Regions from separate parts of the Homo sapiens genome. Here region 1 is linked to region 2. A link is a contact called in ENCODE Hi-C or POLR2A ChIA-PET data. All regions are on one chromosome and are shown on one strand. The core of a region is the stretch at or near the end of the contact, and the rest is flanking DNA. Distances in the headings are between cores, read along the strand shown.

Region 1 (2,700 bases), core at 19-2,518, 34 kb before region 2:
TAAAGCAGAGTATACCCAAGTAGATACTTTCTGTAGAATATTTTAAAAGCAAGGAACCCAGAGAAGTAGATGGAGATAATGCATACTTTGGGAATCATTAGGATGAAGTTGAGGATATGCAGAAGAGAGATGGGGGAGCAAAGAAAAGCAGAGATTTAGGGTAGCAAAATTAAGCAGTACACCCAAGTAGAGAGTGCAGGATATAAAGGAGAAAAAAGGTATCTCTTTAGTTGGACCCAAACTGCTTGTACACTCTAAGTACAGTAGTCCCCCTTTATCTATGATTTTGCTTTCTGCGGTTTCAGTTACCCTTGGTCAACCATGGTTGAAAAATATTAAATAGAAAATTCTAGAAATAATTTATCAGTTTTAAATTGCACACTGTTCTGAGTAGCATGATGAAGTCTTGTCCGATTCTTAGAGAGGAAAACAGATATGTGCATCAACCAATGACATTGGCCCATTTAATATTAAGCAACAGGATCAACAACATGGGTAATATCCTTTCCCAGGGGTGATACTGGGAAGCAGGGATATGGAGTCATAAGTGTTACCCTTCCCTTACACTGATGATTGTGCATTTATTTAGCCCCTGGTAATCTGGTTCTTCCCACATCTTTACTAATACTCTTAGAACAACCTTTTCATTGCTTCTTTTTTGCCCTTCCACCTGCACCTGCATTTATGACAAAAACTTACCTTTTCTGCACTCCTTTTCTTTAGATTTTTTTTGTCATAATAATAATAAATTACAGTGTCTTGAAAAAAACTTAAAGACCCCTCAATGCCTTGACAATTGTTTAATTTAAACAATTTTAGAAGTCAAATTATGTAGGCAGGGAAGATTTGCTCTCTTCTAATTGTATCTTGCACGTAGTTAGGCATAATGCCTAAGCATAAGTCCAGCTTCACAACAATCACTATTAGAGGCCAACTTGGAAATAGGGAACTGGAACAAATGACAACTTAACTCAGTGCTTCAGATATGATAACTGTAGCTCCCTAAAATATCAGATGTAAATGTAAAAGAGAAACTGCTCATGCCCTCTAAGTACAATAGTCCCCCTTCACAGTGATTTTGCTTTCTGATGTTTCAGTTACCTTTGGTCAACTGTAGTTCTAAAATATTAAACGGAAAATTCCAGAAATAAATAATTCATATGTTTTAAATTGCATGCTGTTCTGAGTAGCATGATGAAATCTTGCCCTGTCCTGCTTCCCACCCAGGAAGTGAATCATCCCTTTGTTTGGTGTGTCCACACTGTATATGTTACCCATTAGTCACTTAGTAGCCATTTCAGTTATCAGATTAAAAAAACATATTATGTATAGGGTTTGGTACTATCCAGGTTTCAGGCATCCACTTGGAGTCTTGGAATATATCCCCTGTGGAAACGGGAGACTACCGTATATACATATAAAATTGAGATTTTGAATTTCTTTTATATCATGCTGTTCCTGGGAATGGAACCTGCCACTAAGGTTAACAAAACATGTTTGCTTGTCTCTTTGCTTCTTAAATCAGGTGAATGCTTCTAGAGTTTTTCTTTATTTCCTGGAAACGTATCTTATAATGTTTGTATAATTTGTAACAATTGCAACAGCTTACTGATGTGTTTTCATCTTTCAGGATGACATAGTGCTGGATCTTGGTTTTATAGATGGGTCCATATTTTTGTTGTTGATCACAAACTGCGTTTCTCCTTTTATCGGCATGAGCAGCATCAGCGATTATAAAGTAAGAGGGAGAGAGAGGAAATTAGATTGAGATTGATTTTATTTGACTGTAGTAATTGCAATTTTATTGTTTTATACACACACAGTTGTACTTTGGTTAATGTTTTTACACATACATTACAATCTAATATCAGTATAGATTATAGTAAACACATGATTTCAAAGAGGTCAGAAAGTTTACCATTTAGCACAATAAAATTGCCACAGCTGTAAGGGAAATCATGCTAAATAAACTTCAGGGATGAAGATGTGGTACTGTTTGATCCATGCAGTTATTTCACAGTTCCAAAGGGAATTTAGATTTTTAACTATAGCATGAAATGTCAGACATACAGTGTTTCCAATTATTTAACTACGCTTTAATAAACTGGGCTTTAAAAATATATAGTGTAGTCATCTTCATTAATCTGTATCAATGGGTAAATTAACTTTAAAAATAGCTGAGACTTTTCTGTTGAACCAATAACTACACATTTCCATTGGAGATGCTAGATTTTTAGGAGGATGCTTTTTGTCACACAGACACTATAACATACTATTTCTAAAATTTATTAAACAATTTTTTTTACATAACCACAAAATCTTTTCAAACTAAGATCCCTTCCTCTATCCCTTCTATTCTTTGTCAGAAAAATGTTCAATCCCAGTTATGGATTTCAGGCCTCTGGCCTTCAGCATACTGGTGTGGACAGGCTCTGGTGGACATTCCATTATACTTCTTGATTCTCTTTTCAATACATTTAATTTACTACTTCATATTTCTGGGATTCCAGCTTTCATGGGAACTCATGTTTGTTTTGGTAAGTGATCATTTTTTCCACAAGCCAATTATAATAGTAGAATCAAAATGAAAATTCATTTTCATGAATGTTTTGTCATTAGCAAAAGGCATGTAATATGCAAGAAAATAAGAAAATTGCCTTAGGCAGCTTTATGACCTGATTATCTCCCCTCCTCTTTCCC
Region 2 (2,700 bases), core at 170-2,669:
AAAATGAAAATAAGTAAGAGGAAACAGGTCAAGAAAAAGGAAAAGAAAGCATACACAAGAAACAATGGTAAGAAATGAAACTAATAAATATATTTAATCTAAATAATTATCATTGATATTGTAGCTGTGAATTTTAATACAATTATAAGAATGGCAGAATGAAAATGATTCCTAAAATAAAGTATAAAGGGTCTAAAACAATGATAACAACAAAAAAATTCATAAAAGCCTTAACTGTATTCCAGGTGGTTTAAAAGTAACTTTGAGTTTTGTTATATTACTATTACAAAATGTTAAGTGTTTATGACCTCCCTTCCCACACCCCATGAGAACTTTAGAACACCTTTATTAACGGTGTTTGTGCCAATTTTCAATGTAAAAAAAGTGGCATTTCACTGTTGACTATTTTTAAAAACAGAAGTAATTGCCAAGGAGAGAAATTTTATATATATATATATACACACACACACACACACACACACATTATATATATACACATATGTATACATTATATATATATACATTTTATATATATACACACAGGCACACACATATACACATAATAGTATCATGGCTGTAGTTGTCATTGTTGTTTAAATTATCTGCTTTGCTCCAGAAAGTTTCTCAGCTTTATGATTATTAACATCTGTGGATTGGGAGCCGTGTCAAATATTTGAGATTTCCCAATTCATGGACTTTGATTTCCTGTTTTGCCATTCACTGTGGCAGGTCAAGAAAAGTTTGCAACTCTTTACAGAGCAGAGAGAGACAGACTATGCTATATGAATTAAACATGTTTCAGTTTGTTGTAGTCTTCGTGCACAAAAATTTATCTGAATCTTTTTATATGTTTTGTAGACCTGGGCAAACCACTGGCTTATTTTGTTCATAAGTATTATGAAATCCTGTATCCACTGTGAAGAGGGTGGGAGCAACAAATTTGTTAAAAATTCTTCATTTGTCTGTCCTAGGAGTTTCTCCAAGGCGTACTATGGATTGCTTAGCTTTATTAGGAAAAAAAATCAGCTCCAGAATACTCTGCTAACTTAGTCTGAATTAGTTAAATATACAACTAACTGGCAGTTGTGTTTATTCATCAGTAGTGAAAAGAAAATAGATACAGATTTCTTATACAAATTTAACTGCTTTGTTTGGTTAGTTATTGTTTTTACTCTTTCTTGTTCCTGCCTCCATCTTGGTCTCATCATTTCTGAAGAACTAGTTCCATTTTCCTTGTTTACCGTTTTCCCCCTTATCCCTGTAGTTGAAAGGCTAAGTGAACAAACACAGAGTTTATTTTATTCCCAACCAACCACGGAACAGTCATTTCCTTGCAGAATAATTGGCTTAGGGAGAAAGAGACACAGAAAACAAAACAAGTTCATCATGTACAGCTTGGTCTGGCTACACCCCTTTTCAGAAACCAGGCTGTGTAAGAGCTGCTGGAGTAGGCACCCATTTAAAGAAAAAATGAAGAAGCAGCAATAAAGAAGTTGTAATCGTTACCTAGACAAACAGAGAACTGGTTTTGACAGTGTTTCTAGAGTGCTTTTTATTATTTTCCTGACAGTAAGTAAAGCTCTATTTTGTTGTGCTGTGCCAAATATGTGGGTGGACACTGCTAAAATCAATCTATTTTTCAGATGTTTCCCAATTCTTATGTGTTTTATGTTAAAGACCTAAGACTAAATTTTTCTGCTTTTTCCCAACCACTTTTTATTGTGTAGATTGTAACAGTAAGACATAGAAAAATGGAAAAAATTTGCTTCTGTGCTAGCTGAGGGAGAATTATCTGAATATTTTGATGTAAAAATATGAAAGAATTTCATTTTGAGGTTACAGAAACGAAAAAAATTGTGTTTCTTGATTTGCAAATCTTTGGGCAAAATTACTTTCCCGTGTGATTTATTTTTGCTTCTTTTAAAGCTAATTTTGTAGTTTCATTAGTTATTCAGGGACTTCTGAATTCAGAAAATTGAGAGAAATTGCTTTATTCTTCCTGTATCTCAGAATCAAGTTTCAAGTAGTTTGAGCCTGGATTATGATTTACAACCTATCTCTTTTCATAAAAGTTGATTCAATCTGAAGGTAAAATTACAAGAAAACACTTTATTGAGGTTGTATCTAGTGGATGTAATTTATTATTCAGACAAATTTAAGTAATCAGACTTTTGATGTTAATTTGATTAGCTCTGAGATTTCTGTTTCAATGTAAAGAACAAGAAATGGCTATTAACAGGATGAAATTAATTTAATCACTCTATTCATGTACTTAAAGTTCTCTCATACAAGGCCAAAAATGTGAAATTATAGGTTCTGAAGTTGAATTACAGCTTTTCCATTTCAGTACTCCAAGTTATTGCAAAATTGTGATAATAATCACTCTGCCTTCCCACCATCACCCACTCCCCTAAAAAGCTTAAGGTGAAATATTTGAGGTGAAATTTTACAGTCATAAATTATTGAAATAATATTTTAAATTCATGTTTACACTTTTTAAAGGTAGTAAATATTTTCCTCAACACTATGATCAAGGTTTTTCTTATTACACTTATTTTTTTCTAGGTTGTGTTCCACCATGATTACTTTCTCCTTCAGCGAATAGGCTAAATGAATATGAAACAGAAAAGCGTGTATCAGCAAACCAAAGCACTTCTGTGCAAGAATTTTCTTAAGAAATGGAGGATGAAAAGAGAGAGC

The links. Hi-C counts contacts between places; a loop is a spot of excess contacts on that map. ChIA-PET counts read pairs that join two places held with the same protein, here RNA polymerase II (POLR2A). Pooled maps may share reads with other maps.
Region 1: a map of MCF 10A shows a loop between it and region 2 (7-fold over the local background). The contact joins the enhancer-like site here to the promoter of ABCA6 in region 2. A Hi-C loop is called at or near these places in 2 of 168 maps with a recorded cell type or tissue (MCF 10A and OCI-LY7) and 1 of 50 pooled maps. POLR2A ChIA-PET finds 5 or more read pairs at or near these places in 4 of 52 experiments (HepG2, K562, MCF 10A and 1 more).

Annotation. Positions count from the first base shown.
Region 1 is chr17:69,174,444-69,177,143 of GRCh38, reverse strand. It overlaps ABCA10 (ATP binding cassette subfamily A member 10), which reads left to right. Exons shown (of 39, transcript NM_001377321.1): 23 at 1,631-1,738; 24 at 2,367-2,537. Among named protein-coding and RNA genes, the nearest start is that of ABCA6, 34 kb to the right of the region's middle. Within about 2 kb of position 1,268, at least 6 of the 41 ENCODE cell types and tissues checked have a DNase peak (open chromatin) inside an H3K27ac peak, as active enhancers do.
Region 2 is chr17:69,140,614-69,143,313 of GRCh38, reverse strand. ABCA6 (ATP binding cassette subfamily A member 6) reads left to right here and starts at 1,419. Exons shown (of 39, transcript NM_080284.3): 1 at 1,419-1,569; 2 at 2,566-2,700. The coding sequence starts at 2,611. RefSeq lists a silencer at 1,232-1,526.